Regions from separate parts of the Homo sapiens genome. Here region 2 is linked to region 1. The links are chromatin contacts, found by Hi-C or POLR2A ChIA-PET in ENCODE. All regions are on one chromosome and are shown on one strand. Each heading gives the region's core, a stretch centred on a gene start or an enhancer-like site at or near the end of the contact. The rest is flanking DNA. Distances are from core to core; before and after follow the strand shown. Region 1 has its middle 85 kb from the start of MIR3122. Region 2 overlaps LINC02608 (long intergenic non-protein coding RNA 2608).

Region 1 (7,122 bases), core at 1,943-4,442:
GAGGCAGCTTCCTGCACCATGACCCAGTACTGATATTGTCCTCTGCAGTGAGAATCAGCTCAGCTTAGCCACAGGCTCATGGGCCACAGCATGTGAGCGTGAGCAACAGCTGTGAGGGTCTCTGGTAGGCAGACTCTGAAACCAGAGGTGAGCTGAAAACAGTCACTTCAACAAGCAACAGTCACAGTAGATACGAAACTGAATAGGACAGTCACCACCCTTGGGAAGCTCATGGTCTAGCGCAACAGTCAGGCACCAAAAAACAATCTCATATATGGTGGTAAATGAGAACAAAAGGCTACCAGACTGAAAGCTTTAAAAAAAAAAAAAAGAAAAGAAAAGAAAAAAAAAAAAGGCCGGGCACGGTGGCTCATGCCTGTAATCCCAGCACTTTGGGAGGCCGAGGCGGGTGGATCATGAGGTCAGGAGATCGAGACCATCCTGGCTAACACGGTGAAACCCCGTCTCTACTAAAAAATACAAAAAATTAGCAGGGTGGGGCGGTGGGCACCTGTAGTCCCAGCTACACGGGAGGCTGAGGCAGGAGAATGGCGTGAACCCGGGAGGCGGAACTTGTAGTGAGCCGAGATTGCGCCACTGCACTCCAGCCTGGGCGACAGAGCCAGACTCCGTCTCAAAAAAATGAAGTAATTAATTTTAAAAAAAAGTCTCTTTTATCCTTTCCAATAATGCTTTGTGGTAGATATTATTTCTTCCACTTCATAGACAAGAAATGTGAGGCTCAGAGAGGATAAATAGCTTGCCCAAGGTCACACAGCTGTGTGTAGATCCAGTTTACAAACTCAGGTTTCTGTTACTCAAAAGTCCACACATCTCAGCTCTGAAGCTGAAGCTGTTTTTCTCTATCGCTGGGCATGTAGTAGGTATTCAGCAAATGACTCCTTTGAAGTAGATTTAGTTCTCATGCTCCTGTACTCTCCATGCATTTCTATTATAACTCTATTCTAGTCCCAAGCACTTGGTAGAATAAATATATTTCATTCATTCCAAACAGGCCTTAAAGTAGGATAATTTTGTGTTTCTGAGTGACAGGGACTATACCCTACCAACTTTTTTTTTTTTTTTTTTTTTGAGACGAGTTTCACTGTTGTTGCCCAGGCTGGAGTGCAATGGCGCGATCTTGGCTCACTGCAACCTTTGCCTTCCAGGCTCAAGCGATTCTCCTGCCTCAGCCCCCCGAGTAGCTGGGATTACAGGCGCCGGCCACCATGCCCTCTTGTTCGTTTGTTTGTTTGTATTTTTAGTAGAGACAGGGTTTCGCCATGTTGGCCAGGCTTGTCTCGAACTCCCGACCTCAGGTGATACACCCGCCTTGACCTTCCAAAGTGCTGGGATTACAGGCGTGAGCCACCGCGCCCGGCCCCCTACCAACTTTTTACCCTAACATACAGTAAGTGTTAACACCTGTGAGTGTGAGTGTGAGTGTGTGAAGGTTAACCTGGAAGCATTGTGCTTGATGGCCTAGAAAGGGAACAAAGAAAATCTTGGCTGCAATGGTCAGGGCTATTTTATTCTTCCCAGTACTAGTAGTGCCTGGCACATTAGAAGTGCTCACACACATTGGCTGAATAAATGAAGAATCCTGCATTCATTCACCCTAGTTCTAGCTGTAACAATAGAATCCTATTCACTCTGGGTAGTTCTAGAGCCAGTTAGAGATATTGTATTGCATTCTGGAGACCCTCCAAGTCCAAGGAATTTCACCGTGTCTACAGAATACCCCTGTCTCCAAAGAAACTACATTTCAGTTCCAAGTAGTTGTACCACAGTCATAAACACAACCACAAAGGAGAAATGGAAACAAACCACCAAAACACTGTGACTGGGAGGCCCAACTCCTCTCAACCACTGAAGAGCAGTTTCTAAACAAACACAAAGGGAATTGTACCTGCTCTGGGTCCTGCCAAAAGAATAGAAAGCAAACCCAAGAAAGTCAGACTGGCACCAAGTGAGAACCCAACAGGGCCAAATAGGAAGCTCACTGGGGGAGGAGAGATGCCAGGATTAGTGGTGGTAGGAGGTTGACCTAATTCCACTGTGTTCAAGGGATATTACTGCCTGGTCCAATGAGTCATACAGCTCAGGCATGTCATATCATTTTAACCACAGATAATAAGAATAACAACCTCCTTTTATTGAGTGATTACTAAGTACCGGCCCTATGCTAAGCACTCTTTACACATTAGCTCACTTTTGCTAAGACTGGGCAGGGAGGTAATCAAGTCGCAGGAGTCATCCAGGTAGGCAAAAGAAATATGAAGGCAAGCGCACCACCAAGGCTGAGGACAGGAAATTTGGATGTTGACAGACAAGTGTCTGCCCCACCTCTAATTCGTTAAGCTGATGATTCCCAAACACACATCGGAGTAAACTGGGAAAGTTTTCAAAAGACAGCTTTCTGAGTCCCCCTCAGACTCACTGAATCAGAATTTCTAAGGACAAGGCCCAGAAATCCATATTTTTATCTATATTTTTAAAATCTATATTTAAAAATCCCAATTTAAAAAAAAAACCACCCTGAATTCACACTTGTGAATATCCCACATACACGTGGGCCCTTAAAGAAAGTGCAGATGCTAAAATAACCCAGGACCCTACATTGGCTTATTCCCAAACTGCTTTCATTTAGTCCCAGCTCTACTGGGTCTCAAATCCATGGCTCTAAAACCCTAGACATTCTTTGGGCCTGTGGACAGGTGTTTCTCAGGCTTTGCATCTGAGTTAGTCCCCAAATCCTTAGGATTAACTTGACTCCTGGGCATTTTGTGCCACTATAGGTGGTTACGTCCTCCCACCCCAGACATTTGCATCTAAACAAGCAGTGCCAGAGCCCTGTTAGTGAGGATGAGTAGGGGACACTTGGACCCAGGATACCAGCAATGAGACCATCATACAGAAGGATGAGTGTCCTGCAAGACCTGGCCCAACTAAAAGCCTCATAGCTATTGCCTGTTAGGGGAGGAATGAGTCTCTTAGCAGTCCCTGAGCACACATTGAAAAAGGATGCAAGTGAGGCGGCGAATGAGGGGTCTGAGCTTGAAGGTAGCCCTAGGACCTCCTCAACAGGCTCCCAGGTTCTGAATCCTGTTCACGAATCTTCCTTCTCCTGCATCAAGAACCATCTCCACCAACCCCCATCTCTGGTCTTTACCACAGGAAAACACCTCTGCTCAATCCTGGCAACCATCCACCACCCACAGACAAAAATAGACCAGCTGGCCTCTGCAAGCACGTTGCTTTCACTGATGAGAAACAAACACCCATTTAGTTTACTTTCTCTTCAAAAGTCCAGGAAGCCTCTTGACAGAAGATACTGGGAAGTTTTAGTGAAGGCCAAGGGCTTAAGTTTTGAAACCTAAACCATTTGACAGGCCCCGTGAAGGTGAAACTTATGGTCACATTGAAGCTCTTGCACTTTGAGTCTCATTTGCTAAATGTAGTAAGGCATTCATCGGGGTCTCTGAGACGCAGAAAAAAATGTAACGACAGTGAGGCATATGTGTGCTTCACGCAAGAAAGAACTTTTTTTTTTTTTTTTTTTTGAGACAGAGTTGCCCTCTTTTACCCAGGCTGGAGTGCAGTGGCACAATCTCAGCTCACTGCAACCTCATCCTTCCAGGTTCAAGCAATTCTCCTGCCTCAGCCTCCCAAGTAGCTGGGATTACAGGCGTGCTCCACGACACCCAGCTAATTTTTGTATTTTTTACAGGGTTTCACCATGTTGGCCAGGCTGGTCTTGAACTCCTAGCCTTGGGTGATTCACCCGCCTCAGCCTCCCAAAGTGCTGGGATTACAGGCATGAGCCACTATGCCCGACATGAAAGAACTTTCTAATGGAGTTGACCATCAGGAGAAGAGTCTGCCTGGGAGATGTGAGATCATTTCCATTGGATGTGACTCTAATTATCTATCAGCCATGCCATAGGTGTGAGGTTGGACCAAGAGAACCTTTAAGATATCTTCCAAGCTCTAACTCTACGACTCTGTAATCATTATCACCATAAACTGGGCACCTTTTCCACAAGGGGCTTGTGTAAAATGTGGAACAATCAACTTGGAAAAGGCCTATTCAAGAATCAGAACTTCTTGTGTTCTGAGGGATATTCCTACAAATCTCCGAGGACATAATAACTTACCAATATATAGTCTAGGAATATTTCTGAATGTTTCAGTCACTGAGAGTCCAGGAAGCCTCTCTTCTGGACAGTGTCTGCTAATTAGCTCCCTTGTTGAAATAGTCTGTATCCACCACCAAACACCCTGAGAGTGCTATCCTTTCCTGATGGATACATTATAGTTTATTTCTGAAATAGTTTATCTCTCAAATCTCTCTCTAACTCACACCTCTCCCCTGCTTAGATTGTTCCAATCAGTTGGACATTTTATTTGTATTTCAAACTACCTACACTTGAATATCTGTTAGACATTTTAAACTGAAAATACCCCAAACTCGTCTTCTGCCACCAAACTTGCTCCTCCCACCAAACTTGCTCCTCCCACAGTCTTGCCTGTTTCAATTAATGGCAACTCTATCCTTTCAATATGCTGGGACAAAAACCTTGGAGTCATTTGCGACTTATTTTACACCTTATAGCCAGTCTTTCAGAAAAACCTGTTGTTCCTACTTTCAAAATATATTCAGATTATGACCACTTCTCATCACCTGCACTGCTGCCACCTGGTCTAAGGCCATGGTTCTCTCTCACCGAGATTACCACAGTAACGTTTTCAACTCATCTCTCTGCTTCCATCTTTCAGTCTTTCTCAGCACAGGATCCAGAGTAGGGTGATGGAAATGTACTATATGGCTATTGTGGTGGTGGTTACATGACTCCATACATTTGTGAAAACTCATCAAATGGTACTCTTAAAATTGACAAATTTTATTATATACAAATTATATTGCAAGGCCAGCCATGGTAGCTCATGCCTATAATCCCAGCACTTTGGAAAGCCAAGGTGGAAAGATCGCTTGAGCCCAGGAGTCTGAGGCCAGCCTGGGCAATATAGTAAGACCCTGTCTCTACAAAAAATAAAAAAATAAAAAATTAGCCAGACGTGGTGGTGTGTGCCTATAGTCCCAGCTACTTAGGGGGCTGAGGTGGGAGAATTGCTTGAGCCTAGGAGGTCAAGGCTGCAGTGAGATATGATTGTGCCACTGCACTCCAGCCTGGGCAACAGAGCAAGACCCTGTCTCAAAAAAATTGTATTGCAATAAAGATTAAAAATGCAAATTAGATTATGTCATTTATTGGATCAAAACCATAAAAAATGGATTCCCATTTCATTCAGAGTATAATCCAGAGTTCTTACAATGGCCTTCAAGGTCCTGTTTAATCTATTACCCCATTAGCTGTCTGACCTCACCTCCTTTTCGCTCACTTAGCTCTACCACACTGGCCTACTCATTGTTCTTCTGTCATACCAGGAACACACCCACCTCAGGATCTTGTATGTGTTTACCTGTCTAGAACACTCTTGTTCTAGTTATTATCTGCATCCTTGATCCTTCTTCTTACAGTATTTTTTAAATTGTCACCTTCATAGCGAGGCTTTCCTAGACCATCCTATTTATCCACTCTGCCTTTTAATTATAGTGTTAAGACCATTTATATTTAATGTAATTATTGACACAGTTGATGTCCACTATCGTGCTATTTATTTTCAATTTAGCCTATCTGTTCTCTGTTCCTCTTGCCTCTTTTCCTGCTTTCTTTTGTATAAAGCAAGAAGAAAATGTTCAGGGTTTCATTTTATCTCCTCTATTGACTCTTGAGCTAGTTCACGTGGTTTTTGTTTGTTTGTTTTAGTGGTTGCTTTGGAAGTTATAATATGCATCCATCACTTACCACAGGCATATCTTGAAGTAAGATTATACCACTTCATGTATAAGGTAAGAAACATAAAACAACATACTTATATTTATTCCCCTTCTGGTCTTTTTTCTATTGCTATAATGCCTTTTATTATTTCTACATATATTATAAACTCCACAAATTATTGTTAACTTTTGGTTAAAATTCAATTGTATAGACTCACGGATTCCTATTTTATTCAGTGATACGATCTATTACTGTTATTATTATTATTTTTTTAGTCTTCAAATCATCCCAGATTGAGCCATTGGGAATCCCTTTAAGTTACTTCTTGTGTCTTTTTGATATGTCCCCCATCATTCTTTGAGGACTTTGTTACTTCTGGTAGCAGGTTCCATGCTCATTTTATACTTCTCTGCCCTTCCCCTGAAATCAGCCATTTCTCCAAGGAGACTTGATTCTTTTTGTGAAAAGTGATATTCACAAAGCAGGATCTAGGTACTAGTGTAGTGCTCATTGCTACTACAGTATCATTCATTACTTCTAGGCCCCTGTCCTCTCAGTGGACAGAGCTGGGAAATGTACATATGTATATACTCACATATATGTACACATGCACACCTGTATCTGTTTCTATAACTATCTACTAAAAACCATGAGCCCTCACCAATGCCTCCAATTCCAATCCAACATCACAGGGTTTATTTTAGCCTTCCCCTTTCCATTTTTGTCTTTTTAATTTTAACTTTTATTTCCTTTGGTGCTCCTCAGCAGGACCCTTTCCATATTTGTAACTCTCTTCATTCACAGTGAGAGAATCAGCTTTCATTATCCTCTGTACATTTATATATTTGCCCAATCTTCCTGGATGTAACCAGTATTCTGGCCACTCTGGAGCCAGTCCTTGGTTCTGCTGCCCCACTGATTCCCACCAGTGACATCAGGACTAAATTCTTCCCTCACTAATTGCTGCTGGCCATGCTGGAGCCAAAGCCTAGACCCTGATGAAGGGCCCAGTAGCCTTGGTGAAGAAGCAGGAGGAATGTCAGGATTAATCACAGCTGATAATCTGTAAACCAGATGTGACAGGAAGATGAGGGAGCTTGGATACCGAGAATGCCAGAAAATATGCCATGGGTTTCAGGCGGGTTGTACAAGAAAAATGTGCCAGGAGATGCACCGAGTTGGTAGAAAATGGAGGAGTGGAAGTGCTGGAGATCTTGATAAAATCGAAGAATAGGTATGGTTAGGATGAAGCTATCTGGAGGACACAGCCACTTCCAAA
Region 2 (7,122 bases), core at 1,195-3,694, 93 kb after region 1:
AATTGCTTGAGCCTGGGAGGCGGAGGCTGCAGTGAGCCGAGATCACGCCACTGCACTCCAGCCTGGGTGACAGAACGAAATCATCTCAAAAAAAAAAAAAACAAAAAAAACCATATCTACAAAAAATACAAAAATTAGCCAGGCATGGTGGTGCATGTCTGTAGTCCAGCTACTCAGGAGGCTGAGGTGGGAGGATCGCTTGAGCCTGGGAGGTTCAGGTTGCAGTGAGCAGTGATTGTGCCACTGCACTCCAGCCTGGGTGACAGAACGAAATCATCTCAAAAAAAAAAAAAAAAAAGATTGAAAAGAGACCTCACAGACATAACCAAGTACAATCCTCCCAAAGTGCTGAGATTACAGGTGTGAGCCACCATGCCCGGGATTACAGGCGCCTGCCACCATACCCGGCTAATTTTTGTATTTTTAGTAGAGACAGGGTTTTGCCATGTTGGCCAGGCTGGTCTGGAGCTCCTGACCTCAGGTGATCTGCCTGCCTTGGCTTCCCAAAGTGCTGGGATTACAGGCATGAGCCACCGCACCTGGTTCTGAAAATGAACTTTTAAAAAGAACAATTTGGGAAACTTCAATATAGACTGTAGATAAGAAGGAATTATCAATTTTTGGCATTGTGGTGATAGAAGAAAATACCCTTTCTAAGATGCATGCTAAAGTATTTGGGAGTAAGTTGACATAACACCTATAATTTGCTTTAAAATGCTTCAGCAGGCTGGGCGCGGTGGCTCACGCCTGTAATCTCAGCATTTTGGGAGGCCGAGGCGGGTGGATCACAAGGTCAGGCAAGTTCAAGACCAGCCTGGCCAACATGGTGAAACCCCATCTCTACTAAAAATACAAAAATCAGCTGGGCATGGTGGCACATTCCTGTAATCCCAGCTACTCGGGAGGCTGAGGCAGGAGAATTGCTTGAACTGGGACCCAGGAGGCAGAGGTTGCAGTGAGCCAAGATCGTGCCACTGCACTCCAGCCTGGGGTACAGTGAGACTCTGTCTCAAAAAAAGAGAAAGAAAAAAAACTTCAGCCAAAAAGCAAAAAGGTGGGGAGGTAAAGGGAGGATAGATTAAATACGTATGGCAAACTTGATGGCTATTGAAACTGGTTGATGGGGTCATAGGGGTTTTTATGTAAGTCTGAAAATTTTTATAATAAAAGTGGTTTGTTTGTTTTTTATTTTTTTTTTAACACACTTGCACATCATCTGTAGCTTGTCTGTTTTTTAATGAATGGCGTAGACACTGATGGTGGAGTTCAGACGAGGGTGTAGTAGCAAAGACTAGAACCACTACAGAAAGATTTGCGGGGGAGATGGAAGTGTGCATTTCCTTCCTCCCTTCCTCCCTCCCTCCCTCTCTCCCTTCCTGTGTTACCATCTCCCATACCAGGTAGGGTGCGGTATTAAAACAGCATGGCAGGAGTGTGGGTATCTTTTGGGGAGGTGGGAGATTGCCTGGGGAAGTTGGTGGCCAGAATGGAGAGGAATGTGGGGAATGCCAGGCTGGGCACCCGGCTGGACCTTGTACTGAAGCCAGTGATGAGGCTTCTGTGCAAAGAGAGTGATGCAACCTGTGTTCCAGGCAGATTAATGTGGATAATGCTGGCGTGAGTCCGAGAGGTCTGGTAAGGGGCTGTTACCCAGGTCCAGGCATGAGGAAGGGATAAAAGCTTGCATTGTACAGAAGTGACAGTGACAAGAGACATTTCAGATGAATCAAGAATCAGCAGAATCTGCTGGTGACCATTTATGAAGCTAGTATGGGTGAGGCAAAGTAGTACTTGAACAATGGGATAAATGGCTGTCCTGTTTAATGGAAATAAGGAAACTGAGATGATTTGGGAGATGAGGATTAGGGGTTGATTTTGAACGTGCAAAATGGGTGGAAACAGAACAACCAAGCTGAGATATTTCAAACAACAGATTGTTCCAAACAATAGGCTATTTCAGGGGTGAGATGAGGAGACTCAGAATCAAATAGATCCACTGGGATGAAATCGTTCACCCCGGCCCCTTTCCCATATAAAACCTGATTGAAGTTTGAGGATGAAGGTCTGAAAATGAATCTGGGAAAGTGAGTGGTCTAGCCAAGATGGAACTATGGGGGAGGGTGAGGAGACAAGTTGGTGTCTCCACAGGTGCTGAAGAAACCTCGCTTTTGACATCCTGCTCTCCTGTGACTTTGCTTCCTGTTGTGATAGGAGAACCTGCCCAGTGTTCCATGGGGCATGGCTCTAGAGTCATTCTGTTTACACCGAGCTGCCTCTCGGTTGGATAACTGTGTGGCTGAAGAACGACACGGAGCATTAAGCTAGGCCCCCGAGAGTGGGGACCAGCTCTATTTCCCCTGTCCCAAGTACACAGGATATAACGTGCCCTCCCTGGAGATGTCCACAGGGTGCTGCTGACCTCCCAGGTCCCTGCCTCACAGAACAGGGGGATTCTCTTCCTGTCATGACTATTTAGTTACTGGGCTAACAAACAAGAAAAAGTCACATGGGGCAGGATTTCAAGAGCAGAGTTACTTCAGTTGCCTGTGGAAATAACACCAGGTTGTGCAAGAAGACTTTTAGGCTGAAAAAGGCATGTTAAATCTTGGTCTGATGGTCTGACCATCTGAAAAACACAGCCCGTTTTTTCTTTTTTGGAGCTGCAGATAGGACAATGATGAGACCGTACCTCTCTCATGCCCCACAAAAGACACAAAAAGAGAGAGGCCTGAGTTTTGTGATACCCGAGAAGATTTGCATTGGTTTATCTGAGTCCTCATTTTCAGCAAATGACAGCAAGAGGCCAATAAGACACAAAGGGATTTTTTTTTTCTTTTTTTGCTCAACTGCCTTCCTTCCTGCTAAAAATCTCTCAAGCTCTGCCCATCCCTCTTCTTTACCCCACCCTGTCCCTACCACAAACCCACTTCCTCCTCAAAGTCCCAGCCCTCCCACTAGCACACTCTTTCTCCCCTGCCCCTTCTGCTCCCCTCCCATGGCTGCTAGCTCAGGGGTCATGCCCAGGCAGCCTGATGCAGGCCAGGATTCTCACTTCACTCAGCAGCCCCCAACAAAGCTGGCACTGTCTAACTGGGTCACCTTGGGAGAAGGCAGGCAGGAGTGACTGGGGTTGTGTCCTGAGAGCACGGCCAACATGGCCCTGTCTTGTTGTAATCACTTTCAATATGGCTTCTTATTATCACTATTTACAATATTATGAATGTATGAAGAAGAGCTACCACCAAGTGAGTACCTACTGTCTTCCAAGCATAGTGCTCCACACATTACATGCCTTTTCTCCTTTAATCACCCCGCAAACACATGAAGTAGCAGCTATCACAATACCCTTTTTAAACATGAGGAAATAAGGTTTAGAGAGGTTAAGCAACTTGCCCAAGACCAGGTAGCACCAAGCGGCAGCACTGGGATGCAGATTCAGATGTGCCTAGTTCCCAGCCCCCTCCTCTTAACCATCTTGACATAGGCTTGAGTGGCATTTATCTTGACTTATTCCCACCTAATGAAGTAGGAAGACCATTCAAACAGGAAGCCATCTGGGGTGAGGGGAAGCTGGTCACTGGGGATCTGGGGTCAGACTGCCCAGAAACCATGGGGATCTAGAAATGGTCATCTGCAGAGTAGCCTGCTCTTTCTCAAGGGAGTTGTGGCCAAGCTCTATCTTTGCCAGGCCTCTGGGCTAATATCCTAGTTGGTTTAGTGGTAATAGGGCCAAGGTCACGAATCTGATTCCTTTGTGGGCCAGTGAACTTCCATCCACTCCAGTGTCACAGGCAGCACTCCTAACTTTGACCAACGGTTCTCAACTTCAGACCATTGGATGAGAATAAAAATGGTTTAGGCCGGGCGTGGTGGCTCATGCCTGCAATCCCAGCCTTTGGGAGGCTGAGATAGGGGGAATGCATGAGCCCAGGAGTTTGAGACCAGCCTGGGCAACATAGTGAGACTCCATCTCTGCAAAAAATACTTTTAAAAACAATTAGCTGGGGATGGTGGTGTGCACCTATAGTCCCAGCTACTCAGGAGACCGAGGTAGGAAGATCACTTGCGCCTAGGAGGTCGAGGCTGCAGTGAGCCAAGATTGTGCCACTGCACTCCAGCCTGGGTGACAGAACAAGACCCTGTCTCAAAACAACAACAACAAAAAAATGGTTTAACACAACTCTTTAATTTTTTTAAATAAATAACCCATAAAAGCATGTACTCTGCAGATGGATGGGCAAGAGTTACAACCCTTATATAAAAACTGTTTTCTATTTGCAATAGAAGAGACCTGGTATCTCAGTGAATCCCAATCCCTGAAAGGACAAGCTCCAAATTTACTCCTTCTCTCCCAAAAGGTATTACTGGGAAATGGTAGAAGTGTTCCAATCCAGTTGAGATATCACATTTTAATTGTTTTGAGCTGGTTGAGGTCACGACACACAACGTTCTCATCAGGTGTCTCTGAGACAAAAGCAAAATCTTAATGTTCAGTAACTCAGCACAGATCCAGTACAGGACACAGAACACTGTGGAAATGAATACTATGAGGAAAAGCTATACAAACTGGCCTCTTGTAGAGATGGCTGCAGACTGTAGGGATTGTGAATGATCCCAAACAGGCTCTGGGCCAATGAAGGAGGCAACCTCCACTGTGTACACAGCACTGCAGTGGGCTTGGTGGAGAGCCATGGCCGTCTGTGAACTTTGGCCTGAACTTTGGAGGAGACAGAGCACACATGCATGCATGCAAAAACAGACAGAAACATGCAACCAAAACATTGTGTACGTAATGGTGGGAGGGCAGAGAGACAAAGCGAAAAGAACCAAGTGGATTTAAACAAGAAACAAATATCTGGCTGGGCGCGGTGGCTCACGCCTGTAATCCCAGCACTTTGGGAGGCCGAGGCGGGTGGACCAACTGAAGTCGGGAGTTCGAGACCAGCCTGACCAACATGGAGAAACCCCACCTCTACTAAAAATACAAAATTAGCCAGGCGTGGTGGCACATGCCTGTAATCCCAGCTACTCAGGAGGCTGAGGCAGGAAAATCGCTTGAACTCAGGAGGCGGAGGTTGCGGTGAGCCGAGATTGTGCCATTGCAGTGCAGCCTGGGCAACAAGAGCGAAACTCCATCTCAAAAAAAGAAAGAAAAAGAAAGAAGGAAAAACAAATTTCCAAAAGAGGAAAGAGGGAGAGCATGGAGCTTGGAGCTGAAGATTCCAAGTCTAGATGGAGAGAATAATGTGAGTCTGTGTGTAGACACAGGACCGAGCTCCTAGGGTGCCAGTGGAGCTCCAGGCCTGTGCCCAGGAGAGAACTGGAGATGAGGCCAGCTCTAGTCTATGGCATTGTGCAATGCCAGTTGGTTGGGATGGTTCTACCCCCAATCTATACCAAATTAATTAATTCATCAACATTTATTGAGTGTCTACAAGTGACTGGCATTGTACAAGTCACAGAAATATAATGATGCTTAATAAATAGTTTTACCTTCAAAGAGTCTATGATCCAGTCTAGTTGGGGACAAAAAAGCAAAGAGATGATTACAGTATCCTGTGACTATGATAGAGATCTGCCTGGGGTGCTCAGAGGTAACAGAGGGGGGAGATTGAGCTCAGGACAGTGTCAAGGATGGTGGTACCTGAGTTATCTTGAAGAACACATAGAAAATAGATGGTAAAGAAGGTGGGAAAAAGGCAATCTTAGAGCTCAATCTGGGCAAAGGCATAAAAGAGAGTTCCCACCTCACTGGGAACTGTAAGCAGTGTTTAGTGACAGGGAGTGTTGAGAAATGATTTTGAAGATACAGGCAGAACCAAATTTGAATTTAAATGTCAGACCAAGGATGCAGTGGGAAGCATTGTTCAGATGAAAGGTTTTAAGCAAGGAAATACTAGTGTTAGCATTTAATCCTGAGTTGTAGTCATGGATATAGGGTGAGAAGATAGAACAGCTTTTATGGTAAATAAGTACAACACCCCTCCTCAATGTCTACCCTTTCTCCCAGCAAGCCTGCTATCTCCAACATTTCCTTTTCCTCATGCCCCTTGTACTACTCAACACATATCAAAAATGCTGGGAAAGTCAGCCTAATTCTACTTCCACTAAGGAACATCAGCAGGCCTGGTGTGGCACTTAAAACGGCCTCGAATTAACTCCAAAGTGCCCTCTAAAGTTACCCAGGAGACCGAGAAGTGATTTGTTAGGAAGATGCCATCCAAAGTCTTACAAATATCTTTTACCTGCCAGTCCAAAATCTCAGGAAAATGGTAGACTCCTGAGTCAGCATAGTCATAATTTTTTTTTTTTTTTGAGACAAGGTCTTGCTCTGTTGCCCAGGCTGGAGTGCAGTGGCATAATCACAGCTCACTGCAGCCTTGACCTCCTGAGCTCAGGTGATCCTCCCACCCTAGCCTCCTGAGTACCCAGGACTATAGGCATGTACCACCACACCTAGCTAATATTTTCATTCTTTGTAGAGATGGGTTCTCACCATATTGCCCAGGCTGATCTTGAACTCCTGGGCTCAAGCAATCCTCCTGCCTTAGCCTCCCAAATTGCTGGAATTACAGGCATGAGCTACCTCGCCAGGTCTCATAATCTTGATGTTAGCCCAGAACAATCTGTGACTAGGTAGGATGGATGGATGGATAGATAGATAGATAGATAGATAGATAGATAGATAGATAGATAGATAGATAGATCAGCCAGTACTAGTTTTGGCTTCACAATCATATCCTGCTACCAAATTTTCCTTTTCAACAGCTGCCGTCTTAAAGTTGTAAGAACTTTAACCTATTTATATCTGATTGGTTTTGCCTCTAAAGTGATTAAAATGCCCATTTGATTTCCAAGATGCTGTGGGTATTAGGGGCACAGGCTAGCTTTTCAAATGGGTTTGTCTCTTTCAAAACAGGAAGCAGCATTGTCCAAGTTCATTAAAAATCAGCATTGGAGAACACTTACTGAGTGCCTAATTATGTAATCAGATTTTGGCCTGGGGCTGGGAATAACATTTCAAAGAGAGAGGAAGAGTCTGGCTGAACCTGGTTGGATTTAAAAAAAAAAAAAAAAAAAGCAAGAGTGAAAGATCAAGCCAGCTGGGTCCCTATCCATGTA

Evidence for each region. A loop is a pair of places that touch in the nucleus more often than their neighbours do. ChIA-PET counts read pairs that join two places held with the same protein, here RNA polymerase II (POLR2A). Pooled maps may share reads with other maps.
Region 2: a map of natural killer cell shows a loop between it and region 1 (1.9-fold over the local background). The contact joins two enhancer-like sites. A Hi-C loop is called at or near these places in 9 of 168 maps with a recorded cell type or tissue (MCF 10A, endothelial cell of umbilical vein, gastrocnemius medialis and 5 more) and 11 of 50 pooled maps. POLR2A ChIA-PET finds 5 or more read pairs at or near these places in 7 of 52 experiments (H1, MCF 10A, T-cell and 4 more).

What each region holds. Positions count from the first base shown.
Region 1 is chr1:212,159,544-212,166,665 of GRCh38, forward strand. No RefSeq gene overlaps it. Among named protein-coding and RNA genes, the nearest start is that of MIR3122, 85 kb to the left of the region's middle. RefSeq lists an enhancer at 1,690-1,799. Within about 2 kb of position 3,193, at least 7 of the 41 ENCODE cell types and tissues checked have a DNase peak (open chromatin) inside an H3K27ac peak, as active enhancers do.
Region 2 is chr1:212,253,612-212,260,733 of GRCh38, forward strand. All of the region lies in intron 1 of LINC02608 (long intergenic non-protein coding RNA 2608), which reads right to left. Among named protein-coding and RNA genes, the nearest start is that of LINC02608, 28 kb to the right of the region's middle. RefSeq lists enhancers at 2,566-3,067, 2,681-2,860, 5,888-6,057. Within about 2 kb of position 2,445, at least 9 of the 41 ENCODE cell types and tissues checked have a DNase peak (open chromatin) inside an H3K27ac peak, as active enhancers do.